Regions from separate parts of the Homo sapiens genome. Here region 2 is linked to region 1. A link is a loop called in an ENCODE intact Hi-C map of the cell type or tissue named here. Cell type or tissue: GM12878. All regions are shown on one strand. Each heading gives the region's core, and the rest is flanking DNA. Links, peaks and the distances in the headings are about the cores only.

What was found. A loop is a pair of places that touch in the nucleus more often than their neighbours do. Peaks named below come from ENCODE experiments on the same cell type or tissue, not always from the same donor. Only the 100,000 strongest peaks of a DNase experiment are listed, where the experiment ranks them.
Region 2: it touches region 1 in a loop (2.6-fold over the local background); 3 of 110 quality-filtered maps call a loop at or near these places.

Annotation. Positions count from the first base shown.
Region 1 is chr9:14,443,929-14,460,460 of GRCh38, forward strand. It overlaps a transcript of NFIB not described here. Among named protein-coding and RNA genes, the nearest start is that of TRH-GTG1-6, 18 kb to the left of the region's middle. In GM12878, for the core only: no CTCF peak of the experiment used is centred there; a DNase peak (open chromatin) is centred at 8,179.
Region 2 is chr9:14,505,338-14,521,869 of GRCh38, forward strand. It overlaps LOC124902120 (a long non-coding RNA gene), which reads right to left and starts at 15,114. Exons shown (of 2, transcript XR_007061419.1): 1 at 15,079-15,114; 2 at 10,900-13,182. It also overlaps a transcript of NFIB not described here. In GM12878, for the core only: no CTCF peak of the experiment used is centred there; no DNase peak of the experiment used is centred there.

The sequences.
Region 1 (16,532 bases), core at 4,629-12,628:
TGTCCACAAAGTCCAAACTGTTAAACAAAACATCAAAGGCTCTTCAGTGTGTGTCCCCAAACTATTTTTCTGGTAATATTTTCTACCTCTGTTCAATCCCTCATACTAAGATCAGCTAAGCAAAATTATTTGTCATTTTCTAAGCATATTTATGATTTTCATGGCCCTAATCATGCGAAAGTACATATTTGATGTGTCAGTTTGAGATGCCAATGAAAGATCCAAATTGAGATATCAAATATGCTGTTAGGTACATGAACCAGGAACTCACAAGAGAGGCTTAGGGTTAGAGTAAGAGGTTTGGAAGCTGCAATATATAGATGATGTTAAAACCAAGACAATGAAAGAACACACCTAGGGAGAGAGTGTAGATTTTAGAAGAGTATTCAGAAATTCAACATAGATCATCAAACCAGATATAGAGTTTTAGGTAACGGTAAGTCATTCAAATGGCACTCTCTAGAAGGTAATGGCTAGAAAAAATTGACACTTGGGCTGCTTGATGGAAAGCAATAAAAATAGAGTTTTGAAAGTCATAAGCATAATGGTAATTGTTGAAACTCTGAGAATGGATGAGCTTCTAAATAAGAGTGAATTATCCCTGAAGGTGTTACTTATACTCATGCCAGAGAGAAAGATTTGTTTTCATGATTAGATGTTGAAAGACTCAGAAATGTATCGGGGGAAAAGAAAACGCAAGTCTTACGTGATATAGCCAACACTTCCTTATCCAGCCATTTAACATTTACCAAATTTTGTCCTTATCCCCGTTTACTCTTTGACTTTTAAAAAATTGTGAAATATGTCAGAAGAATATAAAAACATATGTACATCATTAATAATTTAGACAAGAAAAATAAGCTTAACCAAGTTAAAACAGAATATTACAAGGACTGTAGAGACCCTTTTTGTGCACTATCTGCCTTCTCCAAGAGGCAACTAATATCCTCACTTACATGATAATCATTCCTCTGTTTTTCTTTCTTGTCTTACCACCTATGTATACATTCCTCAATCATAGATTGTTCAACTGTGCTTGCTTTTGAACTTTATATAAATGGAACAATACAGTATGTGTTCTTCTGTGGCTCGCTTTCTATACTCATGATATGTTTGTGAGCTTCGTCCATGTTGATGTGTATAGTTGTAGTATGTGTATTTTCAGTGCCGTATGGTGCTTTCTGGCCCCAACTATTTGTTGCTGGTATATAGGAATGTAGTTGATTTTTCTGTATTGGTTTTTGTTTGGCAAACTTGCCAAACTCTTTTATTAATTCTGATAATTAACCTGTATATTTTGGGGGTTTTCTATTTTGATAATCATACATATCATTGCAAATAGTGATAATTTTAATCATTTCTATTTTTTTATTATTGTGATGGCTAGAATCTACAGTACAAGTTTGAAGGAAAGGAGTGATAGCAGGCATTTTTATCTTTTTCCTGATCTTCAAGAGAGTGTTCTTACCATTACTATCATTAACTATAATATTTACTGTAAGTTTTTATAGATGCCTTTTATTGGGTTAAGGAAGTTACCTCCTATTGCCAGTTGGCATAAGAAATTTTGATCTTTTTTAGAATTTAGATCATAAAATGAGTATTAAATTTTAGCAAATACTCTGGCTTCTATTTAGATGATCATTCAACTTTTCTCCTTTAATCTGTCAATGTGCACATTAATTTCCAAATTTACAAGTTTTAATTTTCAAATATTAAACCAAACTTGCATTTCTGAAATTAGTCTAATTTGGTCATTATGTTCTATTCTTTTGGAGCATTGCTGGTTTGGTTTTATGAAATTTTGTTTAGGATTTATGCTGTGTTCTCGAATGAGATTAACCTGACACTATTTATTGTTTTATATACCCAATACTTATTTCTATTCATTTACATATTTGTCACTTTTCATTCTCTTCTTTTCTTCTTGCATCTTTGATGTTTGATTGGGGAACATTTTCTTGATGCCTAAATAACATCCTTTAGAATAGCCATTAGAGAGTTTTCTGGTAACACACTGGCTCAGATTTTGTGTGTATGAAAATATATTGATTTAATCTTCATTTCTGAAGTACATTTCCACTAGGCATAGAATTCCAGGTTCTCTCAGCATGTTGGAGATATAATCGCACTCTCTTCCAGCTTTCATTGCTGAGATAGGTGCTTTCAGACTGATGCTCACCCGAAGAACGTGCCTTTGCTGTCTGGCTCCTTTTAAGGTAATTTCCTCATTTTGATTTTGGTTTTGTTTGTATGTTATGTTTTCAGTTTCACAATAGTGTGTCTAAGTATGGATTTCTTTTTAATTATACTGTTTAGGATTAACTGGGTTTGAATCTATGGGTTGGAACATTGTATCAGTTCTGAAAAATCCTTAGCCATTATCTCTTCAGATACTGTCTCTGCTTAATTCCCCTTGTCTTATCCTTCTGGGATTCCAGTCCAACCTACATTACGTGTTCTCATTACACCCCACATGTCTGTGTCTTGGTTTATTTTTACTATTGTTTTGTTATCTTATGCTTCTTTCTGGATAATTTCTACAGATCTCTTTTACAGTTCACAAATTTTCTTTTCAGCTTTCATTACTCTACTGTCAAACTCATCCATTTCATTTCTTTCCTGTAAAACATCTACTTTTGGTTTGTAGCAGCCAGTGAAAATTTATGTGTGTCATATATATAATAATATGACTTGAAAACAGTATAATCATACATTTTAAAATCATACTTAAAAATTATGTAGTGAACACTAACAATATCCGGGCCCATACTAGCTACATAAATATATTCTGTCTCTTAAATAAATGAACGTATTATTATGTAATTTTAAAGACATCACAAGAGTACAGGGAATAGTATTAATAAAAACAACTTCTGCGCATTACTCAACTTTAATAATCATCATTTTAACAATCTTATTTTATCTTTCTCTACCTACACACTTGGTAAACACATTTTTTCTTAGAAAAATTTTCAAACAAATCTCAGATATCACATAATTCCATCTGAAATAACATTTCCCCTGAAAATACCTTAGTAGTCATCTCTAATGGATAAGAACATCTATATTTATGCAGAACCAACATGCTTTTATCACATATGAATAAACCAACACAGAAATTCCTTATATGCTTGAGGTATTTTTATCATAAGAATCTTATATTTCATAGGTTCAATGTAGTTCTTTGAAAGTCTGTTTGGTTATGTTTTATAGTTTATTGTTTCTGTTTCATATTTTCAAGTTTGCAATTTATTTCTTTAATATTACACATAATTTTTTAATAGCCTGTGTCTGAAACTTCCACGACCTGAAGTCCTTATGAATCCATGTCTGCTCTGTTTGTTTTTAGCTATTGCTCATGGTGCATTATTTCCTTGTGCATTTAGTAAAGTTTTATTGCAGTATGCTCCGTATTCTCAGAATTGTATTCATGGGAGTTCTTTAGAGCTTGGAAAGAAGATGTGTTCTTTAGAGAGGATCTACATTTATTTCTATCATTCACCCGGTGGTACAATTAGTGTGGGGTCACTCTCCATTAAATTCTTGGCTTGAGGTTTTTAAAACCACTAAATGAGTGTGAATTCAGGCTGTAAATCTCAGACAAACTGTGGCTATAAGTTCTCAGTAGTGATTTCTTTTTCTATTCTCACCTTAACTCCGCATTCACCACATTCACCATTAAAAGCAGTATATTTTCTTTGTAGTTTTCTGGTTGAGAGTGGGAGTGAAGAGAAATAGCTGCATTATTTCTAGTTCACTTTTATTCTGAGAGTATAATTCTTTGGGATACAGGCATGTGGACTCCCTACCTTGGTGGGCTCTGGGATTTATGTCCCATTCCCTGTATCTTAGAAGTCATAAAAACAAGAGTTCATGTTCATTTGTTTCAACAAATGATCCCAGTTCCTAGGCTGAAAGTTCTTTTCTTTTTTCAGAGTTCATTGATCGATTTAAGATGATGCTTTTTCACATATTTAGACAAGTTTTTAAATTATGCATAGAAGGAAGGCTGATCAAGGTACCTACCCTGAAATTGGAAGTCCTCTATTGATACTTTAGCCTATACTGATCTGGCTTTCTATCAATGAAGTTATAGAAAACTTGACTGAGAATCAAAAAAGTATATAACTTGTGGTTTGACCATATATGTAACCATAGATGGGATTGAGAAAAAGTCTCGTTCTTTGCAAACATTATACAGTGTGAAAATATGGATCACAGAAAAGTGACTGTCAATTAAAGCAAAATCAATTCTTGGGGACTGAGCTCATTGTACACAAAATTAGTCACTTGTATTATGTATAACTTAACTATGTCATATGAATCTGTCTTAATGTCCTCAATAAACTGATGCTTCCTGGAAGATTTTTCATTCTTCATTAAGTTTGTATCTTGCGGTATCTATAGTGGTAGGCATAATTATTGGCTGAAATAAGGAACTAAATGATTGCATCCAAAAAAAATTTTTATTTAAAATCTGAATTGATTTAACTATTTATATATTCTAAGAGTTGAAAGGGATTGTCATAATTCCCATGAGAGTGGCAGTAATATTTCTCCAGTGCTTCCTTTTTCTTAAAAAACCTAGTTGGGATGGAGAAGGTGCTATTCAGAGGAAATGCTTTATTGTCTATCAAAGGATTTTAATGAATCTTTGGATTTGCAAAGGGAAAGCCAAAGCTAAGTGTGGGAATAAGGCTGGAAACAAATGGAGTGTACTGAATAAGACAAGGGTAGGACTTTTATTTTCTCTTGAAAGAGGGGCAAATAAGAAATAGAGTGGGAGCACAGAGCTGTGTACGGTGGTAACAGCACAGCAAGCAAGGTGGGTAAAGAACTTGTCATCCCATGGATAGCTGGTATCTAATACTCGACGTTAAGATTTTTATGTTTTTGCAATATTCCCATTCATTTTTCCAACCTCCAGCAATGTCTGCTACACCTGCGTAAATCTTGCATAAGTGAGGATTGGGAGATAGAGGGATATGCATACAAATCAAAGAAAGGGAGTTGCTCCCAGTTTGAGTCAATGCTAGGGTAGAATAAAGGAAGAGCACTATGAGACAGTGAAGAAAAGGAAGTTGCTGGGATGGATGATCAAAGATTGAAGGTTACCATGAAACTTTAAGTTCCTGAAAAATTTGATGCAATTTGATGCAATTTAATTCCCAGACCTTAAAGGGCAGGATATTTGTATATAATACTGTATCATTACTAATATTTTCTACTAATATTTAATGGCATCAGAAAGTTGCTTCAATGTTCAGAAGTCAGTCGTTAGTGTCAGGGTCCAACCAAAGTCTCATAATTCCCCCAACATTTTATTTCCCCAACTATGCTTCAAGCGGTGATTCTCAAACTTATATGCACATTGGAATCATTGAGAGAGCTAAAACCTACTGATGCCTATGCACCACTCCACATATTCTGATTTAATTGGCCTAAGATGGAACCTGGGCTTCAGGACTTTAAACATCTCCTCAAATGAGTTCAATTTGCAGGCAAAGTTGAGGATCACTGGCATAAAGCTATAATAGCATTCTAAAGACAGTCGGAAATATTCAAATGAGATGGTAAAAAGCAATAGAGAATGCATGAGTTGAAAGTGTGATCATAAAGGAAGTTAAATTTGTTGAAATGCATCATTTTTTATCATATAATCCCTGTTCATGCTGGGGCTGAAAAACAAAAGTCAAAACAGACAAAAATATTTCTCGACCGGGTACAGTGGCTTACACCTGTAATCCCAGCAATTTGGGAGGCTGAGGCGGGTGGATCACCTGAGGTCAGGAGTTTGAGACCAGCCTGGCCAACAAGGTGAAACCCCGTCTCTACTAAAAATACAAAAAAAAATTAGCCAGACATGGTGGTGCATGCCTGCAGTCCCAACTACTCCGGAGGCTGAGGCATGAGAATCGTTTCAACCCAGGAGGTGGAGGTTGCAAGTGAGCCGAGATCACGCCACTGCACTCCAGCCTGGGCAGCAGAGCAAGACTCCATCTTGATTAAAAATAAATAAATAAATAAATAAAATTTTTTTTAAAAAAAATTATTATACTCTCAGTTATAGGGTACATGTTCACAATGTGCAGGTTTGTTACCTAGGTATACATGTGCCATGTTGGTTTGCTGCACCCATTAACTCATCATTTACATTAGTTATTTCTCTTAATGCTATCCCTCCCCCAGCCCCCTACACTCCGACAGGCCCCGGTGTGTGATGTTCCGCTCCCTGTGTCCATGTGTTCTCTTTGTTCAATTCCCACCGATGAGTGACAACATGCGGTGTTTGGTTTTCTGTCCTTGTGATACTTTGCTAAGAATGATGGTTTCATTCTCATTAAAGTCCTCTGTATAACTGGGAAAAGAAAACATCTATACCCACTCAACCTACTGCTTACATCAACACAACTTTACTCTTCAAACTGCATTGACCTAACGTTACTTTTCCATGAACCTCTTGCCCAAGAAGCTGAAGTTGAAGATAATATTATAGTTCGTTTCAAGAACTTTCCCCAAGTCTATTATCCTGTCTTCATTTATCACCCTTTCTTAGAATAATAGATAATTTCAAAAGATCATTTATTCTGTACTTTGAAAACCTCCCCACTCTGTGTACTCCGATCTTTACTTATAACAAACCTTGCTCAGTTCTAACTAAGTGCCCCTCTACACTGCATTGAGAGACTCCCTTTAAATCAGATGTTACAGCACCCCTCCCCCCGCACCACAAACTCATAAATACTCTAACTTTGTCCTCCTGATTCCTGGGAACTACTAAAACACTTTCAAGGTGATTTTCTTTTCTTTTATAAGTGGCAAAAACTGGGCTTTGTTTTATTTATCAACCGGCCATGAAGTATCTATTTACTGTTTGTTCAGAGATTCTCATATATTTCAGTTGGGAAATGTCCAAATGTCTTATTTTAAAACATTGAAGAAAATAGCTACACTTTACCCAGTGCCAGCCGTGTGATTTACAGACATTGTCTGTCATGCTTTGAATACATTTTCAGGGTTGGTATCACTAATTATATTTTTCACAAACGAGACTCACAGAAATCTGGAACTTTACAGGGGGTCACACAACTATTTAGAGCAGGGATTTTGGTCCAGGTGCTGGCACCACATTACCTCGGTGAAGCCTGAATCCAGGTCTGCTCTAGCCAGCTGGAGGAAACATTTGAGGTGTTACCAATTTTAATGAGTTGACATCAGCTCCTACCCTCCCAGTGGGACACCACAAAGGTAGCCAGATAATTGAGGTAGAAGAGTCACTTTATAATTTTTCAGCAACATTTATATGTTTTAAATCTTCAGCTGCATGGTGGATAGGTAGGTGTTCACCAGTTTATTCTTTATTACATCTTTGTATACCTGATATTTCACAGTATTTCTTTCTTTTGAAATTTTATTGTGAAGCATTTTAAACATACAAATATAGAATAATATATTGAACCTTAATGTGCTCACTACCCAGCTTCAACATTGACCAACTATTGATCAACTCTTGGCCAATTATTCATAAACATTTTCGTTTGTGTTTCTAAAATATAAGGATGTTTAAAGTATGTATCTGTAAAAGGTAAGCACTTAAAAAAACAAAACAAAACAAAACCCACAAATACCACTTCAGGCCGAACATAAGTTTGACAATAGTTTCTAAGCATCATCAAATATCGAACTAGCATACAAGTATCCAGTTGCCACATACAAATCATAATATTTTAGAGCTTGCTTGTATAATATGATTAAACTTCAGTAACTTAAGAGGGCTTTAGTCTCCCATTTAACATAGAATATGAAAACTTGTCCTAATGGGAATATTTCTGTTGAAAGGCAGCTTGAGTTTCCCACTGTGGTCTCAGTTCTTAATGTTTTGATTTGAATTTTCATGAAAATGTTTATTTTCATGAAGCCCCATTTATTTAAAGCATGACCTTATTTTTTTTTTTGCAAGTTCTGAACCTGTCGTCCTGTTTTAATTTGTACGTCTGGACCACATAATATCTTTATGGTACTCAAAGCCCCTTGGGGCTGGGGCGAGGATGCAGTTAAGAGGCATTATCAATACAAGTTAATCCGGGATGTCTGCTCTCATTTTTCAGGTTTTCATGTTTAAGTCAATAACTACTTTGACATACAGATCTGACTTTTTCTCCAGCAGCAATTTGCATTTCTGGTCTCATAAAGCCTTTCTTATTCCTTTGTGGTTATTCGTGTTTCTAATGAGTAATAAAGGAACTGTCAACATTGATGTGAACCAAGAGGTAACACACGGAGGGGTGGTACAGTTAGAGGTATGAGCTACTAAAATTCCCCAAGCAGTTTTAATCAAAACCCACCCTTACTGTTTTCATTGTATCCATGATATTTTTTACATTAAAAAATAAAAGAAAGAAAAAAGAAGGAGGGAAAGTAGGAAGGAGGGAGGGTTGGAGATAAAGAAGGATGGAAGTAGGGAAAGACAGAGGGAGATGGAAGGAAGGAAGGGAGGGAGGGAGGGGAAGGAAAGGAAAGGAAAGGAAAGGAAAGGAAAGGAAAGGAAAGGAAAGGAAAGGAAAGGAAAGGAAAGGAAAGGAGGAAGGAAGTAGCAGGTGCTTTTGAAGTTAGGTAATGATACATCAATCTTGTATTTCTTTCTTCAGGAGTGGTACAGTCATCTACAGGTCATCTGTCAGAATATAATGAGAAAATCTCGACCCTGGGACTTCATATTTGGCCCTATTCCCTAGTAGACATGTCTGCTCCTGAAGAGGAGTCCCAACTTGGTAGTAGCTCTGTAAGCTAAACAAATATCTGCCAAAACATTAGGCAGATGGTTATCAAATGATTTTCACATTCCCTATGTGAAGATCACTGTGCCCTGCTGATGACAGGATTACATAGGGACTAAAACAAATTAACTGGAAGCAGGGAGGAGAAGGGGGAGAATCCTATTAGTTTGGACCACACATGTGGTTAAATAAAAGCAGGAACAATCACAGCATTGGGTTTTATTTAGATCAGTATGTGCTTTCTCAAAGGGATTGAAAGTATTTGGAATGTGATTTGTCTTTTTCCACTTTGATTGCTTTGTAACGTGGTGCCTCTTAAGAAACCTCATGGGTGCATAAGCCCACCACAGTGTGGCATTCTCTTTAGAACTCCCAGTGAGGTGGGTTCCCACCCTGATCTCAGAATCTTGTTCAGGGTATCTTTTGTGTATTTAAAGGACACTTGGTCTTCTCTGACTATCCCTGCTCAAAGACAGGATCACTGAAATGACTCCCAGCAAAGGATAAAAACAGACATGATCCAGTGTGTGTAATGTATAACAAACATTGGCAGGTTTCTCATTCTGTGTTTAACTTTGACATGAAGCTAGTCTGTCATGTTTGAAGATCAAATGAGATTTCTGCCAACCCACTCCTAGATAGGGAGGATTTATCTGCAACCACACTATGATGTTCCCTTAATACTTTTCAAAAATACAAGTGCTTACATCCTAATAGGTTTTTAGCTTAAGATCTAATCATCTACTCTTGAATTAAGATGCTTGAATGAAGCCAACTCATTTGGAACTAAGCACTTTAATGTCAACAGAGACATATGGTATGGAGACAGAATTACAAAGCCTCTCTTCTGAGGCATCCATTAAGAAAACAAGACTAAGAACACAGCATCATTATTAGTTTACTCATTTATTTCTTAGTAAATCATTGAGAGTAATATTGTCTTATGAAAGTAGAAATGGTCTAAAAATTACATGTTAGGGATAGGGTACATTCCCGTTTGAAATGGTGACATTATTCCCTTGCTCCATAATTACTGCCCACTTCTTTTGCAAACAGCAGTAAATTTTTATAACAAAAAGAAAATACAATATAGGCTGGGCACGGTGGCTCACACCTGTAATCCCAGCACTTTGGGAGTCTGAGGCTGGTGGATCACAGGGTCAGGAGATCGAGACCACCCTGGCCAACATGGTGAAACCCCATCTCTACTAAAAGTACAAAAATTAGCTGGGCACGGTGGGCACCTGTAGTCCCAGCTACTCAGGAGGCTGAGGCAGGAGAATCGCTTGAACCCGGGAGGCAATGAGCCGAGATCGCGCCACTGCACTCCAGCCTGGTGACAGAGCAAGACTCCGTTTCAAAAAAAAAAGTACAATATATATTACACATTTTGTACAAACATATAGGTAGTGTAAATATGAAGACTCACATGTTGCCATTTGTAGGAAAGTACATTCCAGTCCAAATACAAGTTGTCATTTAGGACTCCTCAAAACCAGTACAATTGTCAATACAATAATGTAATTGAAAAGTTAGACCTGACTTGTCAAATGAGGAAAATGTATTAATAAGGAATTGTGGAACAGTGAGCCTCTGAGAAGATTATGTTGCTATTTAGCTGCAGACAATCTGCAAAATAGAAGTGTGCTAATTCTGCTCATCTTGGTCAAATTAATACATCCAAAATGTTTGAATGACATCAAGTTATTCAAAGCATTTGACCAGGAGGTAACCCTCTCTCTTGCCTAGTTAATTTTTGTTAACTCTCACATATTTCCTAGTGGTAGTGAAAACAGGGTCTTTTAAGCCACCTAGACTATGTTGCCTTACCTATTTTATGTTTTCTTACCATTTTCTCTTAGTCCTTTGAAGCATTTGTCACAACTGGGTTATTATTTGGCTAATGTTTGCATTTTCTGCTAGTTTGTAAGCTCTGTAACATCAGTTCTATATTTGCCTTTTCCATCACTTTATTGCTGTGGTAATTGTTCTATTTGTTAAAAGTATTCTGTACCTTTCACTGCAGAATCCCTCTCTACCAGAATGTTATAGTACCAGTCCCAAAGCTTAGTCACATGCCTTGCTTTGACCAATAAAATATAAGTGGAATTGACATGTGTCATTCTGAGCAGAAGCTTTAAAGGTTTTCATATGGTCTCCCCATTGCTTTTCCCCTATGTCAAGACACCAGCATATCCCAGATAGGGCTGCTTCTCGAACCTGGAATGAATTGAATTCTGAAATGAAGATTTAGAGCAGAATCAAAGCTGAGTGGGAATAGGTATGTAATATGAGCAAAAAATAAACTTTTATGGTTGTAAGCCCCCATGATTGGGGGTTATTTGTTACTGCTGCTTAATTTGACTGATACAAATACCTGATGACTGTCAGGATGCCTGGCACATGGTAGGCCTGCAATACATATTTGGTGACAGACTGAATGAATTAATAGAGATATGTAATGGAGACACACAGGAATTTAAGGCATATGCAGGTGCAAAGTAGTAAAAATCTGAGTGTGTATCATTATTTCAACCACAGAAATTTGGGGTTTAATGTAATAAACATGTAATTATCTGCTTTTGAAACCTAAGCCACTCAAGTTAAATATGTGTGATATAACAAAAGTCATGCATTATTTACTATTAACTAGTGAGGTACAGCAGTGGTTCATGGAAGGGAGGGAAAAGTGGTATGTCGCAATAGCCAGGTGAGAGTTCACTTGAGGATGTGAACTGGATGAACAAGTGGATTTATCAAGGCTTTTAGTTAGTGGAGGGGTGAGAGGAGGACATGGCAGATTTCTAAAAGGAGAAAGATGAAAACAAAACTTGTGGATTAGGGAAACTCAGGGATATGATTTAATGAAGATGATGTTTAGGCAGATTAGTCAGGTGGCAGACTGCAGAATGAACGGATTAGAGAAGAGAATTGAGAGGCTAGAAACAGTTAAGAAGCTACTTCAGAAAATGTACCATCAAAAAAAGGGCAATTAACTCTCAGGGAAGCTATACATTCAAAGTGACCTTAACAAAAGTGTAAACAAGATTATCATTCGTTTTTAGGGAACTAGACTAGAAAATTCTAAATTCACTTGGAAAAATTTTTTAAAAAGAGGAACATTCTAAAAAAGAATTATGAGATATTAAAACATAGAATCTAAATAATTAATATGACATTTTGAATGGACAGGCAGATCAATGGGAGAGTTTTGAAAATAAAAAACATATACAAGTTCATTCGGAAAATTAGTGTCAAGAGGTATCATTAATAGTCAGTGGGAAAAGATGGATAATTCATTTGGATTGGCATCTGCAAAAACAAGTTGGACCTGACCTCATATATTGCAGAATAAATTCCAAATGGATCAAAGCATTGAATGTACTAGATTCGATCATAATACCATTTCTGTAGGTCAAAAATTATCAAATATTGGTGATTTCATATGATTCACCTAATAAAAACTGAAGTTACAAAAGTACCTGGAGTAACTACTTGGCATTTTTTTTTTTTTATCATTTAAGGCATGAAAGTGAATATCACTTGGCTTTTAAAAACATTCTTATGTTGGGAAAGACTTTTAAAGCTATGACACAGAATCCAAAGGCCTATAGCATAAAAGATGGTTAAATTCAACTACTTAATAATAAAGTTTTTCTGGAAGGCAAAAATCACCACAAACAGAGTAAAAAGACAAAGGACAAACCTGCAAAAATGTTTTCAACTTATATAGACATATAATTAATTTCTCTAATATCCAAAGAACTTCTACAAATCAATGCACAAAAAGCCAATAATGCACTAGGAAAATTAAAATAAAATATCAACACATAGTTCAAAGGACAAAGTATTAATTGGCTCTTATTCATATGAAAGGATGCTCAGCCTCACTCATAACATGCAGCCTCACTCATTTAATTTGAAAATTCAAATTAAAATTAAAGTAAGATAAAATTGTTTCAGCTATTAGATTGCAGAGATCCCAGAGTTTGATAGCACATTATGTTGGCAAATGGAAGCACTTCCGGTAGGGGTACAAATTGCTAAGTTTTCAATAGGGGACAATTTGCCCATATCCGTCAAAAGCACCGAAGAACATACTCTGACCCAGCCATCCCATTTTGGGAAATTTATCCTATTGATGCACCTGTACATGTGTGAAATGGCAATGGCAACATTATTAAATGCAGAATTGTTTGCAAAATCAAAAGTCTTAAAACAACTCGAATGCCCAGTTTTGGACGATGGCTAAATAAATTATAGTACAGGTCCATAATTGAACAATGTACAACCATAACAATGAATGAGACAATTCTAAATACTGACATAAAAAGACATTCAAATAAAATTGTCATGTGAGAAAGAAAAGGCCAAGGGCAATGTGTACTGTATGCTGCCATTGATCTTAAAAAGGCTAACAGAGAATATATGAACATACACGTAAGTACAGCATTTCTATGGAAAAACATATTAGGAGCTAATAACATTGGCTGTGGGAAGATGAACTGGATATCCAGGGAACAGGGTGGAAGTTACACTATTCACTGCATAGCCTTCGCACATTTTGAATTTTGAACCACTTTAATATATTACCTATTTACAAAATTAAATTTAAAAAAATGATAGTTTAGTTTGAACGAGTTGATGTCAACACCCTTTGAAAGAGGGCTATTTCTCACTAAATGCCCATAAGAGAAAGCAGGAAAGATCTAAAATTGACACCCTAACATCACAATTAAAAGAACTAGAGAAGCGAGAGCAAACACATTCAAAAGCTAGCAGAAGGCAAGAAATAACTAAGATCAGAGAAGAACTGAAGGAGACAGAGACACAAAAAACCCTTCAAAAAATCAATGAATCCAGGAGCTGGTTTTTTTTTTGAAAAGATCAACAAAATTGATAGACCCCTAGCAAGATTAATAAAGAAGAAAAGAGAGAAGAATCAAATAGACACAATAAAAAATGATAAAGGGGTTATCACCACCGATCCCACAGAAATACAAACTACCATCAGAGAATACTATAAACACCTCTATGCAAATAAACTAGAAAATCTAGAAGAAATGGATAAATTGCTGGACACATACACCCTCCCAAGACTAAACCAGGAAGAAGTGGAATCTCTGAATAGACCAATAACAGGCTCTGGCATTGAGGCAATAATTAATAGCTTACCAACCAAAAAAAGTCCAGGACCAGGCGGATTCACAGCCAAATTCTACCAGAGGTACAAGGAGGAGCTGGTACCATTCCTTCTGAAACTATTCCAATCAATAGAAAAAGAGGGAATCCTCCCTAATTCACTTTATGAGGCCAGCATCATCCTGATACCAAAGCCTGACAGAGACACAACAAAAAAAGAGAATTTTAGACCAATATCCCTGATGAACATCGATGCAAAAATCCTCAATAAAATACTGGCAAACCAAATCCAGCAGCACATCAAAAACTTATCCACCATGATCAAGTGGGCTTCATCCCTGGGATGCAAGGCTGGTTCAACATATGCAAATCAATAAACATAATCCAGCATATAAACAGAACCAGTGACAAAAACCACATGATTATCTCAATAGATGCAGAAAAGGCCTTTGACAAAATTCAACTGCCCTTCATGCTAAAAACTCTCAATAAATTAGGTATTGATGGGATGTATCTCAAAATAATAGGAGCTATTTATGACAAACCCACAGCCAATATCATACTGAATGGGCAATATCTGGAAGCATTCCCTTTGAAAACTGGCACAAGACAGGGATGCCCTCTCTCACCACTCCTATTCAACATAGTGTTGGAAGTTCTGGCCAGGGCAATCATGCAGGAGAAGGAAATAAAAGGCATTCAATTAGGAAAAGAGGAAGTCAAATTGTCCCTCTTTGCAGATGACATGATTGTATATCTAGAAGACCCCATCGTCTCAGCTCAAAATCTTCTTAAGCTGATAAGCAACTTCAGCAAAGTCTCAGCATACAAAATCAATGTACAAAAATCACAAGCATTCTTATACACCAATAACAGACAAACAGAGAGCCAAATCATGAGTAAACTCCCATTCACAATTGCTTCAAAGAGAATAAAATACCTAGGAATCCAACTTACAAGGGATGTGAAGGACCTCTTCAAGGAGAACTACAAACCACTGCTCAAGGAAATAAAAGAGGATACAAACAAATGGAAGAATATTCCATGCTCATGGATAGGAAGAATCAATATCGTGAAAATGGCCATACTGCCCAAGGTAATTTATAGATTCAATGCCATCCCCATCGAGCTACGATGACTTTCTTCACAGAATTGGAAAAAACTACTTTAAAGTTCATATGGAACCAAAAAAGAGCCCGCATTGCCAAGTCAATCCTAAGCCAAAAGAACAAAGCTGGAGGCATCACGCTACCTGACTTCAAACTATACTACAAGGTTACAGTAATCAAAACAGCATGGTACTGGTACCAAAACAGAGATATAGACCAATGGAACAGAACAGAGCCCTCAGAAATAATGCTGCATATCTACAACTATCTGATCTTTGACAAACCTGCCAAAAACAAGAAATGGGGAAAGGATTCTCTATTTCGTAAATGGTGCTGGGAAAACTGGCTAGCCATATGTAGAAAGCTGAAACTGGATCCCTTCCTTACACCTTACACAAAAACTAATTCAAGATGGATTAAAGACTTACATGTTAGACCTAAAACCATAAAAACCCTAGAAGAAAACCTAGGCAATACCATTCAGGACATAGGCATGGGTAAGGACTTCATGTCTAAAACACCAAAAACAATGGCAACAAAAGCCAAAATTGACAAACGGGATCTAATTAAACTAAAGAGCTTCTGCACAGCAAAAGAAACTATCATCAGAGTGAAAAGGCAACCTACAGAATGGGAGAAAATTTTTGCAATCTACTCATCTGACAAAGGGCTAATATCCAGAATCTACAATGAACTCAAACAAATTTACAAGAAAAAAACAAACAACCCCATCAAAAAGCGGGCGAAGGATATGAATGGACACTTCTCAAAAGAAGACATTTATGCAGCCAAAAGACACATGAAAAAATGCTCATCATCACTGGCCATCAGAGAAATGCAAATCAAAACCGCAATGAGATACCATCTCACACCAGTTAGAATGGCGATCATTAAAAAGTCAGGAAACAACAGGTGCTGGAGAGGATGTGGAGAAATAGGAACACTTTTACACTGTTGGGGGGACTGTAGACTAGTTCAACCATTGTGGAAGTCAGTGTGGCGATTCCTCAGGGATCTAGAACTAGAAATACCATTTGACCCAGCCATCCCATTACTGAGTATATACCCAAAGGAGTATAAATCATGCTGCTATAAAGACACATGCACACGTATGTTTATTGCAGCACTATTCACAATAGCAAAAACTTGGAACCAACCCAAATGTCCAGCAACGATAGACTGGATTAAGAAAATGTGGCACATATACATCATGGAATACTATGCAGCCATAAAAAATGATGAGTTCATGTCCTTTGTAGGGACATGGATGAAGCTGGAAACCATGATTCTCAGCAAACTATAGCAAGGACAAAAAACCAAACACCACATGTTCTCACTCATAGGTGGGAATTGAACAATGAGAACACTTGGACACAGGAAGGGGAACATCACAACCCGGGGCCTGTTGCGGGGTGGGGGGAGGGAGAAGGGGTAGCATCAGGAGATATACCTAATGTAAATGACGAGTTAATGGGTGCAGCACACCAACATGGCACATGTA
Region 2 (16,532 bases), core at 3,398-11,397, 60 kb after region 1:
GGTTTTAGTATTAGGGTGATAACTAGCTTCATAGAATAACTTAGGGAGGATTCCCTAGGGGGACATTTAATGAAGCTTGAGCTACAGCATCTCACTTTGCTGGAGCCTTTTCCAAGGATGCCAGGAGGAGGCAGCAGTCAGAGCCTTGAACTTGTGCATGAATCACTGCTCTGGTCTAGGGGTCACCCCCTGATAACTGGGGACTAGGGGCTGCTGGTGGTACAGGAAGAATACCAACACAAACCCCACTTACTCCACCCCATGCCCACAACCAAGAAGAATCTGTAGAATTTGCAATTCTGCTCCCACTTCAAAGCCCCCTAACCCCTTCTGTAGGACTTGGTAGGGAGAAGGGTGGGATTGGGGAGGGGGAACAGAGAGCAGCAGGAATGCCATGGAGCTGGACCACCTACAGCAGCTACCAGGGGCCCCCACCTGGGTATCAAAGGGTGGGAATTCTTCAAGGGCTTGGCGCTTGACTCTCACCAAGAAATACCTGAGCAAGAAACTGCAGAGGAAATTACACGTATATCATGACTGAAAACCATTTGTGACTTGAAACTCCTCTACAAAGTAAATGATGTATTTTTTGAGCCACTCTACTAGAAGCCTGAATGATCTTTCTATTATCTCTACAGAAATGGTATTACACAATCGTTATAATACAAAGAGGTAATAAAACATATGCAGCCAAATAGAAAGAAAAAGTCATTATAGAAACATGCTAGACAAAATAAAAACAATCATACAACTTTCTGGATTTTGTGAAGTTTGTGGTATTTATTAATAAAATGTTTGAAATTTGGTGTGTAAGTTTTACATCCTACAAAGTATGAATACACCCAACTTCCCATGTTTTATTACAATTGACATAAGTCTTGCATCTTAATTTTGGTTTATGCTGCTTGGGGGAGGGGAGATTGCCCACAGAGGGTTTTTTAGTGATTCACCCTCTGAAATGCATGGACCTGCCACCCATGAGAGCACCTGCCATGCACCAAACATGCTAGGTGCTCGGGAGGACGGAAAGATTTGCCAAAGCTTGAACTTTTAGAGAGGAACCCCTTGTCTCTAGAAGAAGGATAGGCTACTGCACGAGGTTTCACTGTCCTGTTTCCTAACTCTTTCTTGAGAAGAAACGAACAGGATAAGAATTCCAGAGATGGTAAAATAAAGGTTTCATAAGGACAATATAACATGAAGCAAATAATTAGGAGGGATTATTTTTGGAGGAGCTGTGAAGGAAAATAAATATGGAGAGATGCTGGAAGTACCTACATATTGAAAATGTGAGTATGTAGGTTAGGTTTATTCTAAATAGCCTCACCTTTCCTTTTTCTCATTTTCCATCCTTACTGTACCCCTAAAACTCCACCCTTAAAGGTTTGGTTGAATATTTTAGGTGAATATTTTGCTGTAAATAGCAGAGAGTGTGGGGAGGTGCTTGGCTGAAAGGGGAGAGCAGTTTTCTAGGAAGGTAGGTTTTGGCATGGGAGCTGTTGATAGGAGAAAACATACAGGCTTATTAGGTTTTCTTTCTTCTTTTAGAAAACACATAACTTATTAGATGGACTTAAAAAGTAACACAAATCAACTGTTAGGCGTGTTTTAAATACAGACTGTGGGTATTTTCTACCAAAGAACAGCATATCTACAGGCGACACCATAAAGATTTAAATGTTTTAAACAGTTTTTAAAGATTTTTAAATGTTTTAAAACTTATTAAAATCATTTAAAAAAGTTTTTAGAGCAATGCACAGTAGCTAACAATTGATAAGGAAATACCGCATAACTAATCCAACTGTGTCCTGTTACATTTCTTCACAATTCCACATAATTTTAAGGTTAAACAAAATCAGTCACTTTTTAGCATCCAAAGTTCTGAATTCTGGCTTTCAATCCTTTACTCCACTATCATGATCTTAAAATATCTGTCATACATTCTTTGAGGGAGCGTGATATAAAAGTTTTTATTTTTGCATAAGTGGAGCTTTAAAGATGTATTTTCTATATTATATCTGTTTCTTCACAGTCAACACGACAGTTGATTATTTTGAAACCTTTTAAAGCAACCATTTCAGTAGGTTTATTTTGTAAAGTTAAGCTTTCATTACTAATTCCTTTAGATATATGTAACATTTTTCTTTGTTCAAGTAAACATGAGAAAAATAATGGAAAGTGGGCAATTGTTTTAAGGATGTCCTTAGGTTAAACACTAAATACCGGTTTGGTTTGGAATATTTTTCCAACTCAAACTGTTTAAACTGGTATTCTCCAACAAAAGACCATTCTTGGTAATGGGAAGATAATGCAGATATATCTTAATCTTCTCCATGCCTAAATAGCAGCGCAAGGAACTGGCAGAGTGTTAGGTTTTTTGAGGAGAGTGAGAAGAAGAAAGAGGTTGGAATGCTGAAACTCACTCTTTGATTGGAGGTCAGACAGAAATAAAGCAACCATCAAAACTCTCTAATAGACATGATTTTCCTGAGGCTGAGTGTCAGCCTCCATCACACAGGCTGCCGGCATCAGAAATAGACAGGTGACAAAATTTTTCTTTCTATGTGACACAGGTTCAGCACATGAATCCAAAGAGGCATAAACACACACAGACACAGACACAGACACACACAAACACACACACACACACACACACATATATATATATATATTCATGTCCTGAACCTGTGTCACACAGAAGGGACATGAATATTAAGCACATGAATCCAAACAATTAGGCATATATAATATTAATATATAAATATACATGTTAATATTCATATTATATATTCATATTATATGTGTAAATATACAAGCATCACAGAAAAGCATCACTGCTTTTCTACATAAACATTATATATACATATATGTGTAAATATGTATATGTGTTTGTGTATGTGTGTATGTGTGATGTTTATGTAGAAAAGCAGTGATCACCTTCCATAGCAGGAGCAGCAGTTGAGTGTAGTGGACACTGATGAGATGATCTGCCTAGATGCCCCTCTTTCATTTCTGCCGGAAACCGCCCACTCCTTGTCCATATATCCCTTTTGGGAAATTTCAATGTCTCATACTACCTCATCCTTCTAGAAGTTGTTGTTTGATCTAGGGGTGAGGAGTTAGTTAAGCCAATCTAATGAGAATCCTTCTCAGCAATTTAAATACAGTCTAGAACTGACATCAATGGTTTCTCTTAGAGGGCGAGAATTATATGACATAAAGTCCAGGAACCACTGTGTCTTGTGTCCCATATCACGGAGAAAGTCTATCACCAGGGAGTGGAAATGAAGCAAACACTCAAGCTTGGAAGCAAGCCCGAATGGGATGTGGTGCTTGGCCTCTGGTGCCAGGATGGTCCGGCTACATGCCTCTTACTCCTACACGTTGGTTTTACACATTTCCTTGGACTCCATAAACCAAAAAGCCCCCCTTTTGCCTGTGCTAGTTCAAGCTGGTTTGGATCCCCTGTTAGCAAAGGAGTCCTAGTTAACATTCTGCTGAATTAAAACATTTGATTAATGGAGAACTGAATCTTCTTCTACTCTTGTTCACAAATTGAAACTTATTTGTTTGACATCCTGAATATAACAATATATTACTTCCTCTGGGTTGATACTCAGTATATCAGTACTTAGAGCAATGAGAATGAAGGTGTAAAGACATAGACGTACTGACCCCAGGAAATGGAATACATTCTGTTTATAATAAATGTTTGAAATGAGTTGCTTTCCTAAAATGAGTTGTTTCATTCAGCAAGCGTTTCTTGAGGACTTACTTGTGTTGGACACTGATGTTGGTGGTGACATTAGTCAGCAAAACAGACCAAAATCCCTACCCTTGTAGAGCTCATATCCTAGTTTCTACTATAGGAATAAATCAGACACTTTCTGGATAATTTAGAATGTCAGTTGTGTGCTAATTAATTGGAAGTTTAGGCATCTTTGTCATTGGCCAGACACACATGTTCTGCAGAATATGAATGATAATCTTTCTCCACACACTTTCCCCACCCAAGATAATATGGCAAAATTAGTTCCTTAAGTTCTGTCAGTGAAAACCATACCATTCCTTGCTACTGCTAAATTGAGCTCCATTTCATCAAAACTTCAATGGTGAAAAACTTAGATCTCCCATTTCCTTTTTTTCTCTGGTATTAAATACTTCCTAACACATATTTTTATCAACATCATACTACTATCATAAGCCAACAAACCTGGCAAGTTTCACAGATAGCCTGTACTTTGTAGGGAGCAAACGTATCAACAGTACTCCTTGCCCTCTCCTTTTCTCCAATTTATTTCCTTGGGTCCAATCTGGAAGTTATTCTGTCTGTCAGAAGGGCCAGGGAATGATGAAACAACCATCCCACCCCTGAAGCACCAGGACAAAATGGAGAAAGATAGAATAGGGTCAGAAGACAGAGAGCTGAAGGACCCAGCCCATGGTGAAATGGCCCTTCCTGGTTAAAAACTAGCAGGTGTGGTAAGTTCTTGGAGCATTTTTGAGAAAGCAGCTTCTTACAGTGGAGTTTATGAAGACTCATTTTATTTTTTACATTTTAGTTTCGTTCAGTTTTTGAGACAGAGTCTCGCTCTGTCGCCCAGGCTGGAGTGCAATGGCGCAATCTTGGCTCACTGCAACCTTCGCTTCCCAGGTTCAAGTGATTCTCCTGCCTCAGCCTCCTGAGTAGCTGGGATACAGGAGCATGCCACTACGCCCAGATAATTTTTATATTGTTAGTAGAGACAGGATTTCACCATATTGGCCAGGCAGATCTTGAACTCCTGACCTCAAGTGATCTGCCTGCCTTGGCCTCCCAAAGAACTGGGATTACAGGCGTGAGCCACCGTGCCCGGCCTTGAAGACGCATTTTAAATCTGAGATGTGATTGATTTAAGTTAAATGCTTTAAATTATCTGCAATTAGCAATAAGAACTCTGATAGAGAAAAAGCAATATCTTAGGGCAGATGAACATGGGCTGGGACAAAAATAAGGGGAAACAGAAAAGCTTAAGAAGGTACCCAATGAGAGACCAGAAATCCACCCCACACTAGAATAGACTCAATTTTCTTTGACACTCTTGGCTAAAGCATGTGTTTGTGTGTGTATGACAAAAGTTTTGTTTTAAACCAAAATCTTGGGGAAGATATTGTATATTAATATCAAAACCACATGTGTAATATCTGTAGCATTTTTGCATATAACATATTATAACTGCAGTGGAAAATGCATATAGATTTCATTTCATAGGGTAGTTTCAACTAATCTCTCTTTTGTTTTCCTACTCATTTAAAAGTATTTTTTATTTTAAAAGTAAGTTGAAAAACATATTTTTATTGCTTTCTTGTGTGAAATTGGAGAATTCAAAAAAGTACAACAACCTCAAAATCACATTTTAAGAAACCAGAAATCTTTATCTCATAATTGAGAAATGTCCACTATAAAATGTTTGGTGTACACCTTTTCAGCCTTCATTTCTATGTGTTTTTTTATGTTCTTAGTGACTGAACTGCAATACCTTTTTGAAAAGAAAAGAATCATAACCTTTTCTTTTTGCTTACTGGTAGTACATCATAAGATCCCCCCTACCTTCAAGTATTAATATTTCAGATATTTCCTCTTTGATGATGCTGCTTCAGTTCCTTGTAACCAAATTTGTGTCCCACATTAGGGATGATTTTGTCAATAAATTGGGAGGTTGAGGCTAAAAGATTTGCCAATTTTGGAGATTTTTGATAAATATTGCCAATTTGCCTTCCAAAGAGTTTGTGTTATACTTGCCAATTTATATTCCCACTAGCAATGCTTCTTTATCTTTCCAGTACTAGGAATCATGAATGTTTACCAATTTTATAGAAGAAAAAAGTAACTAATTGGTTATCAGTACATATTTTCTTATGTATTCATAGTTCGTTTATATTTTTTTGTGTGTATGTTTATTGCTTCTTTAAATTTTTCCCATATTTTTGAGGATTTTACACTTGATTACTTTATAAAAGAATCTTTATAATCTTTTCATTATTATGTAAATTTTTCATTTCCCTATCAAATTTATGTTTATATAATTTTAATTTTTATGTAATCAAATTTATTTTTTCATAATCATAATGGCAACTATTGAGTGCTTATTATATAATAGTTTCTGTATATTTTGAAAACATTATTTCATCACTGTATGTTAATTGTATGAGTTAAGTACTCAGTTACTTCTACTTTTTTACACAAGAAAACTGAAACTCAGAGAAGCTAAAAGGCTAGCCTGAGATGACACAGCCAGTAAGAGGTGGAGTTGAAATCAGAACCCACACACTATGACTGGTCTTGGCCACTATGACACACTGCTTTTCAAATGTATTCTGAATGCTTCTAGGTATTTTGGTTCTAATTCTGAAATTTGTATTCCACTACTTGATCTGTCTGATTGATGTCTTACCCCAAAGTCACACTGTCTTAATGTTTATACATTTATAATATGTTTTGATAAGTCAGAATATGTTTCCATTTTTTCTTGGATCTTCTTATTTCTTTTACCATATAAAGTTCAGAATCATTTCATCCAGTCAGAAAAAAACAAGGCCTCTTGGGTTCAATATAGTTAATTTGTAAGTTAATTGTGGCAAACCGATATTTTTGCACAATTAAACTGTTTTATTTAGGTATAAAGAACAGATTCTCTATCCTCAAGCCTTTAAAGAGATTCTCAGTACAATTTACATTACTTGTCTGGTTTATTACTAATTATTTTATATGTATGTTACTATTGTGAATGGAATTCCTTCGCGTTGTATTTTCTAACTCTGGGTTTCCCAAGATGTCCCATGAGTAGCGCTGGTCCCAAGATATGATTTGGGCAAAGGGTTCCAACGTCTACAAAGCTGAGGAAACACTTCTCAAACCCCAGGTACATGTAGCTGGTGAAACTTTTAGAGGGGTTCAGAGTATGAAATGCCCAAATTTATTTAGTACAGAAATGTAATTTTGAGGAGTATTTTTAGATTTTAAAGGGACTGCTCTTTCAGACAACACACTCTGTGAAAGTCTGTTCTGCAGACTTTCATTACTAAGTAATGATTTTTGCCTGTTTCTTTGAGACAGATATTTATAATCATAGTAATAAAGTATCTTCGTATTTCTAGGCATATCTTTGTTGGCATATAACTAGATGATTATATGGGTTTTTTTCTGTTTTGAATTATTGATATAATGGATTAAATAATAGAAGTCTTAACATTAACCCAATATGCATACAGAAATAAAAAACGTAATAAGTCCGCCAATTTATTATCATGCTTTTAATGTAGTGCTGAGTTCAATTTATCAATATTTCACTTAGCGTCTTGTACTCTTATTTATAAAGTAAATTTTCTCCTTTCTTCCCTCTTGTGTTTCTTCCCTTCCACCTCCCTTTTCTCTCTTCCTCCATTCCTTTTTTCCTACCTCCCGTCTTTCTTTTCTCTGTCACGTTTTTGAATCAGAGTTAAGCTACCTTTACAAAATGAATTGAATAGCTTTCTATAGTTTTTCTTTCCAGACATGGAAATTATTTGAAACTTCGAAAGAATTTTTCCATAGAATCAAATGTTCCAAAGCTTTTGAAAAAAAAAAAAAAAAGATTAGAGAAAATTCTGTTAACTTTTAAAAGAATTTTCAAGACAATGTAACTGCTTAGGTTTTGTATTTCTAGACCCAAGTTTTTGTAGCTTATCTATTACTTACAAAATGTTTATTCCATCTAAATTTTTAAATATACCCACACAGAGATGCAGAAAGTATTCTTTTATTAAAAATACCTCTTATTCAGCATATATTTATGTATTCGTTTGTTTTCTCTTTTTTCTTCCAAAGAGCAACTCTTTATTTTTCACCTCTATTGTTTTTCTTCTAGCTCATTAATTTCTGCTTTTTATAAAAAAGAAAAACTTGTTCTTACTCTCCTAGATTTGTTTTCCCCATCTTCCTGTGTAAAGGTTTAATTCACTTATTTTCATTTTAAATGAAACAGAAATGAAGGCCGGGTGTGGTGGCTCACGCCTGTAATCCCAGCACTTTGGGAGGCTGAGGCGGGCAGATCACTAGGTCAGGAGTTTGAGATCAGCCTAACCAACATGGTGAAACCTCGTCTCTACTAAAAATACAAAAATTAGCCGGGTGTGGTAGCGCATGCCTGTAATCCTAGCTACTCAAGAGGCTGAGGCCAGAGAATTGCTTGAACTCGGGAGCCGGAGGGTGCAGTGAGCCGAAATTGTGCCATTGCACTCCAGCCTGGGTGACAGAGCGAGACTCCATCTCAAAAAAAAAAAAGAAAAAGAAAAGAAAAAGAAAAAGAAAAAAAAAGAAACAAAATGAAAAGCTATAGTTTTTTTTCTTTAGTTATGGTTTTGATGATCCTATAAGTTTTGATATTGATTACAGCATGCTGGCAAATCCAGTTCCATCACTTACTCTCTTTGTGACCTTAAGCAAGTTACTTCACCTCTCTGTGCCTCAGTTTGTTTAACCTATAAGAAAAATATTAATGTCCACTTCAGAGTTTTAATGAGGATTACATGAGGTAATATATGCAAACTAATTTTAATAGTGAGTGACAGATACTAAATACTGAACAATGCCTATGATGCTACTTTTTATTTTCTTAACAGTCTATAATTTTAGTCTGAATGTCGCTTACCTCAGTTATTAGGGCCTTAATAATTTTTATCAATTGCTAGCTTTATTACATGGCAGCTAGAGAATTCAGCAAATAAAATTTGTGGCAATGTAGCTTTGAGGTAAATGAATGAATGAGGAAGGAAATTACATTTATTGAGCATTGTTTGACATTGTATTACACATTTCTGTTTGTTTTCAGAGCTCTATTATAGGAATGCAAGGATCTGATATATGTTGATCTGTTCTCCAACCCTGCAATTTTTTTACTGTGATACTCTACTGAAATTTCCTAACGCGTATTTTATCTTTGGAACACACACATACACATACATACATACATACACACACACACACACACACGCATCCACCACCTTTCTGGGCATGCACACCCGCTTGGCTCTTTTCCAAAAAGTAGTTTACTGAAAACAAGAGCAAGATGTTATGGAATTACCTAGGTACTAAAAAGATATTCCTAGTATTCATAGATTTGGTATTGGAAGAAGAAGTTGCTTTCTCACAGTATTTTTAATGACTTAACAAAGAAGGGAATCTTACCTCTAAAGCTAATTCCAGGAAGCATTTATCATGAAAAACCTAAATAATGGTATGTTAGAGAACTGAAGGAGATGTGGGTCAATATTTAACACCCATATTGCTTGAGAGATGGCTGAATTGATCTAATCTGGTGTGTGCTGAAAGGTCTTTTTCAGCTAAAATATTCTTTTTATTAGCCTCCTTGATTACTTTTTTTAGGACACGAATTCTCAGTTTGGGTTGCTCAGTGAGCAGCCCAAAAGCTGGCTGGGAATTTTTAAAAATATACCAATGCGTGGGTCTTCTCTCAACCAAATGAACCAGAATCACAGTGGATTTGAAAGACTTGGGCATCTTATAAAATGACCTCCAGATGACTCTAGTATGTAGCCATAGTTGAGAACCACTGGGCTAAGATATTATATCTCCTTAAAGTACCCAACAGAAACGGCATACTTAAACCATTGCACAGAATCTTAGCTATTAGCTTTGAGTCATCTGCCAGTTTAGCAGAGAATTGAGACTAAAAGGCTAGGCTCTGGGACAGATACACTTTATTGCACTGCAGCTAGAATTGGGGGCTGGGATGGCGGTTGTTAGAAAAAACTTGGAGATTGGAGACCTAGCCAGAAGGATAGAACTGGACAGGTACAAGCATAAGGGGCATTGGGAAGCTATCGCTAAGGTAGGGACATTGGGGCATAGGGAAGACCCCGTGGGCAGGGAATCAGATGGAGGAAGTGGGTTGCAAAGTGGAGAAGGAAGAAAAAGGGAAGTAATGTCTTAGCCAGGGCCTAAAATGCACAGGATGCTGTGCTAAAACCTTCTGCAGACCTGAGCTCTCCGAGTTCTCACAACAAACCTGTAAAATAGGAGCTCCATGTTAAAGTGGGGAAATTGGGGTTTAGAGCCATTAATCAACTTTTCCACTAACTCGGTAGGCAAGGTGGATTTCAATCCATGAGTGTTCCTCTAGCCAGGTGTTTCTCTAGTGTGGTGCCAGGAACCCTTTGCATCAGAGTCACCTGGGGCCTCACCTCACCTTCCCCAGACCTCCTGAAACTGAATCGTGGGCCCAGGAATGTGAGTTTGTGACAAGTTCTTGGTGTGATCATTCATTATGCCTCTGAACGTCTGAGGCCCAATGTCCTAGAACCCAGCTTTTGTCAAACTTGAATGAGCCTATGCATATCCTCGGGGCCATGCGAAAATGCAGAGGCTGACTCAGTGGGTTGGGGGTGGGGCCTGAGTTTCTGCATTTCCCACAAGCCTCTAGACGATGCCAAAGCTTTGGCCACCCAGAACACATTTTAAGTAACAAGTTCCTCTACCATGCTGCCCGACCTCATTCAGGCTAAGGCCAAAGCCTGAATCCCAAACAGTCAGGATTCTGCGAGCAGCTAGACTAGCCTGGACATTCAAAGGCTGTGACTGCTAATGGCTGCTCAGCTGGCTTCCCTCCAGGGGAGCGGCTCCGCTTGCTCATCTGTCAGAGGGAGAAGCCAAAGCCATTGGCGAGCACCTGCTCCGAGCCCTCAGGAAGCCAGCGCTGAATTTAGCCCCACAGCAGCCGAGCTGCCCAGAGACAGGATTTGCAGACAATTGCCTCGAACCACAGTCAGGCGCAGGCCCCAGCACACGGCCTGTAACCAATTCCACAAATGCCAAATGACTGGCCCTGGAAATTGCAAAGAAAATAGCTAGCCACCAGGAGGTGGGGGTTGAATCTTTTTATTATTATTATTTAAATCAGTACAACATTTGGGATCTATTACCAGTGATTTAAGGTTTGCCCAGTGTGTGGGCTTTATGGGATTTCCCCTTTATTTGGGAGTATTTCAGATTCAGGAGTTTAATTCTGTTACCTTCTTTCCTTGATCACAAAAACAAAGGCACTGACCGATAACTTGTTACTCCATAAGGAACGAAATTGTGTTTCTCTGTTATCTCAAAAAAAAGGCTTGGTTCTTTCTGAAAAATTAATCACCCTATCTTTTACACATTTAAGCTCCTTGGCATTGCATGGGAAATTATCTGTTCCACACTTGAATCAAGCAAAAGCAAGTCCATATGCCCGGTCCTTAATCTCTCTTAGTTTTCTTCCAATTAGATGCAATCTTTTTCCAATACTCTAATTAATACTTCCACATTAAATATTAGGCCTTGTAAGAGAAAAATCATCTGTAATATAGTCGTATCAAGCCAAACAGGATTTTCAAGCTCTTGCCCTTAATCCTTCTTTCAATTTTCTGCCATTTAGAAACAATTTTTCCCCAACACTCTAATGAATGCAAATAATATTCGTGATTAGTTAGTATTATGCTAATCTGAGCCTGGAATTTACCTAAATCTGCATGGTGTTGTCTGAGCACCAGATTGCTTTGGGTTTCTGAGGAAAATTACATTAGCCTGCCAGATGCACAAAACATGATAGAGTAGAAATCTGAGCAAATAATCAAGATTACATTAGTTTTGTTTCTTAATGAACAACTGTTGGCATTAGGGATTACAGACAAATTATGGGTTTCCTCTCTGAGCTCAAGCAGCTAAGCAGCTGTTGTGAAGGTCCCCTTTTTCTGACTACCCCTAAATAGATTGGGAGCCACTAGGGCAGGAGGAAAGCATCTAAAATTTCACATAATTTAATTTGTTCCATTACAAAGTAATCATCACTCCAAGGCCCACAGCTAACCTCCAAATTTCCCCCCACCAACCTCTCTCTGGAATGCAGGAGCAATTCAAGTGAGTATCTGGGGCAGAAACTCAATGTGTTTGTCTTCTCTCCTGACTTGCAGGGATGTGGGTTACATGCCTCCAAGGCGTACCTGCTTTCTGTACCCTTTGGGCCACTTTCCAAAAGGGTGCCTGCTTATTCCTGCTACTTGGATGACACAGATGGAATGCTGCTGATAAGGATTATGTAGGTAACACAGTACATCTGGCCACAGTCTAATAGGCTGGATAAACCAGAAACTTGCAGAAACAGCAGCCATCTGAGCTTAGACCCTTGTCCTATGTTACTTGATCTACGTCTGTGAAGTTTCACTATAATGAAATCCTTGTCCTGCAGTGGATGTGTGGTGTGTGGTAGCGGTGGTCGTGGTGGTGTATGTGTATATGTGTGTGTAGATAGGGTGATTTAATAGCCCATGGCCCTGTTCTTGGACCTTCTTTCTTTACATCAGTCAGCAAAATAGCAGGGCTCTTGGTGTGGATTTTTTTCTGCCTAATTTAAGTGCCCTCACTTACAGCATGATGCCTTTTTCCATGGGCTGTTTCCCAGTTCAGAGTCATGCTCTCTCTTGCCACTGGACCTTTGCATATGGTCATCCCTCTGCAGGAATTAATCTTCTGCTCTCTCTTATTTGCATCTAAAGAAACTGCACCAGCTTCAAGATGAGTTAGGTGCCTCTGTTATGTAGCTCCAAGTCAGGCAATACTGCAGCAACAAAAGACTTATTGCATTGTCTTCTAACTAGATGTAAACTCCACAAGGAAGAGCACTAAGCCTGCCTTGTTCATACAGCATTTGTTATAAATACACTATAAAAAATTTTGAATGGAATAAATATATTTATGCAGTTACAAATGCAGTGTTGATAAGAAACGTTTGGGTCTATATGCCATTGGAAATATGGATGGCCTAAATGATAAGACATTCGCAACAAGGTCATCATAAAGATATTTTTCTATAGAGGCTAGCGACTTCTCAATCTATGGCCATGGCCCTGTGTTTTGGGGCAAAGTAGGCAATAGAGGCTAAGTGTTTATGGATACAGGCAACTCATGACTTGCTCCAGCTGGCTGAGCAAGGTTACCTTGAGAACTGAGCTTCTTTTCCTGCCTTCTGTACCCATCTCTGTCACAATTCCTCACAAACTTATAGGCCCATTGCTGGTAAGAGTCTTCCTGATGAATGCCACCCATTATTGAACTAACAGCCCAGGATCCCCAGCTGTCATCATAATCTAGTATCCAGTGGTGAGATTGTGGATAGCCTAGTGGGAAACAAAAAACAGAGTGGATATGAGAAAGAGGAGTAGAAAGAAGTTATCTGTTAGGTCCACCTTCCATCCCTACTCCTAACACCACTACTTTTGTCCTGCAGTTTCTGGGCTCAAGACTACGGAAAGAAACTCAAGAAAAAAAAAAGAGAGAAGAGAAACCAAGTTGTAGAGGAAGGGAAGCTGAAGAACTACTCCCTCCTTTCCTTGCCAGCAATGGGAAAATGAAAGACAAATGGGGTAGAGAGCATGAGAAGTAGAGATCTCTCCTTCACCCTCTTTGCACTCTCCAGGAACCTCAGGCCATATTTCCAATTCCCAACTTCCCTCTCTGGATCGGAGCAGTGGAGTCTATGCTCAGCCACTGGGAGATGGGGGATTCCCACTCATCTGCTAAGAAGGGGGCTATTGGAAGGAGGAAGGGGAAAGTCCAGGCCCCAGTTGCCTGGAGCCATTATTGCGCCTGGTACACTGTGGGTGAAATCATCTTTGATGGGTCCTTTTGGACCCATTGCACTTATCACAAAATTGCTAATGAACAGCTCATTTTTAAGTTGTGTGTATGGTGGTGATGGTGGGGTGCCTCTGTGAAAAGCGGGACTGGCTTTATTTATAAATTCTGTGTCCTGGGCTCTCCAAGCACTAACAATGGGCTAAGAGACTAGAACTTAAGGCAAGCTCAACCTCGTTCAACAAGTCTGATGGTATCGGTGCTTGTATAAGGATATTGAGTGCCAGGAAGAGAAGTTGAGAGAGGAAATATAATGCTAAGTAAGATTGGATCTCTGCTTTCCAGAAGTTTATCATTGAGTTTAGGGGAAAAATGAAATTAATGACATAAGGAGTAAATACACTAAACAGGAGCTCAGAGTCTGGAAGAAATCATTTTCTCAGAAAGGTAAGCAAAGTCTTTGTGGAAATTGGTTGAGCCTAAAGCCACTGACTTAACTGCTAAGAATCACTTCTCCTAGTAGTAGTTTCTGTTGTGTGTTTTCTTGGCGGGGGGTTGGGAGGCAGGGGTTGTTTTTGTTTTGTAACCTTATTTGTGTCTTTTCTTATTTGTATACTTTATACTGTCAGGCATTTTACTGCGGTGCGTTGTGCTTATGCCCTACTTAGAGTTAATTACTATTAGCATGAGGACCCAATATATGCCTGGCAAAATGGTTTATGAATAAAACTCATCTAATCCTCACAACAATCTTACTAAGCAGATCCTGCTACTACCCCCACAAAACAGCTGAGGAAACTGAGTCACAGAAATGTTAACTCATTTGCTCAAGTTTACCTAGCTGGGCAATGGCATATTTGGGAGTTGAGCCCAGATAGTCTAGCCTTAGATGCCTAGGCCCTTAACCATAATGCTATTCTTCCTCTCTACATAACCTGAAACACTCTCCAAAAAGTATTTTTACATCCCATACTCTCTCCCATTTTAATTTTAGCTTCCCCTTAGTTCTCTACGTTATAAACATGATAAAATTCAGATTGGTGAAAATATGAAGTCCATATTCTAAAGAAACTATTTATAATGTTTAACTTTCCTTCATTCACATGAGGATATGTGAGGCACAATAGATATTATCTTACACTGCACCTAAGATTTCCTTCTACTAAAAATTTCAGGGAAAAAAATAACTCTTTAGGAAATACCCATTCTATCTATCTAATTGTAATTTTATCAAAAGGCCATTTCTTCATGTTTTCAATGACCAATTAAATAGTAATTATGAACTACACACATTTTTTCCCTGAAACTTTCCAATTTCATTCCATGACCTTATTTACAAAATAAGGGTCTGTCTTAATAGGTGCTATTTCCCTAATGATCTAAGATAAGAATTCAACATGCATTATGAACACAGACCCAGCCCGGCAGGCATTACTTACTCTGCACCCAACCTGTCCTTCTTCCAAGGGCTGACTGACTTGTACTTAGAGCAGCTCAGAGGAGAAACACCTCAGTGGAATGTTCTGCAGCGGTGCCACAGACCAAGATCACATTCTGCAAAACAGTCACTCTCTTCCAATGAGTATGAAATTCCTTTAAAAGGAGGGGCTGAAATAATGAAAGACCTCTAAACACAGGAATCTGAAGCACTTCTGTGCAGATATTAAATTTAGCTTCTACAGAGAACTTTTGCATTCACTCAGTATTTTCCAAACCATGTGTCATGACCCATTAGCAGGTCAAGATATCAATTTAGTGAGACAGCACCTTCATTTAAAAAGATGAAATAGAATAAAGTAGAAAACTAGTAAATGTGCATTTCAGGTACTAAGGGTAAGGCTGCTTCATGAATAGATTATTTCAGTTCTATGTATAAATGATGGAAGGCCCAAAAAGTGAGAAACCACTGACTTTCCTTTGCTTCATTTACAGTGGTTCAAAAAAGTAGTCAGGACTCAGAGGTTAAATGGCTCGCTTATGCCTACAGACCAGTTTAGGGACATCCATCTGGTTCTTTGGATGCTCAGCTGTTTTTCTACTGCCCCATTGATTCAGGACAAGAAAATGAGGCTGAACAAAAGCAGCAATGACACCCTATTCACAAAGTGGTGGATGATGCTTCTGCATTGACAGGAAGAGTGGCTTTAGTGAGCAGGACAAAGAAAGATTCAGAAGTTCTCCACCCTTTCAAATTTCTTGAAAGGAGATTGAATAAAATTATGCAGGAACTATTTTTTAATATTTCACAAATACCATTCGAAAATGGTAGGTTTATCCAGAATAAGGTTCTGTCCTCTAACTAAAAGGTCAAATCTCTTTGATTTGGGCTAGAAGTACATCAACTCCATGTGAAAACACGGCTTGTAATGTTCTGTTCAGAAGTCCTTTGATGTCTTTGGTTAATCATGGTGTTATGGGAAGTGCCAATAACCTGACTTTTAATCCTGGCACTGCCCATTATCAGCCGAGTAAGCTTGGACAAACTATTTAAACTCCCTGGGCCTCAGTATTTTTCTGCTGTGAAATGGGAATTACATATACTTTTCAAGGTTGTTGCAAATTGTTATTTAATAATAAGATAATATATGCAAAGTACCTAGCAGAGAACCTGGTACATCGGAGTTCTTTGTGGATGGTGATATCTGAAAAATGCAAAAACAGCTCACAGTTTAATACATGCAATTTGTTCAGTTAATGGAATCTTTCAAAATATAGGCTTGGGTGGAAAGATAATCAAAGAAGCACCTTTTGGGACAATGTTGAAAACTGTTACATTAGCAATCACTCAGTCCCTAAATGATGCCTGTTTGCCCAGAGATTGAGGTGCTATCCCTTGCGTGGGGAGATGGCTTTGGCCAAAAGGCTTTGAATGCTCAATAATTATTCACTCTAC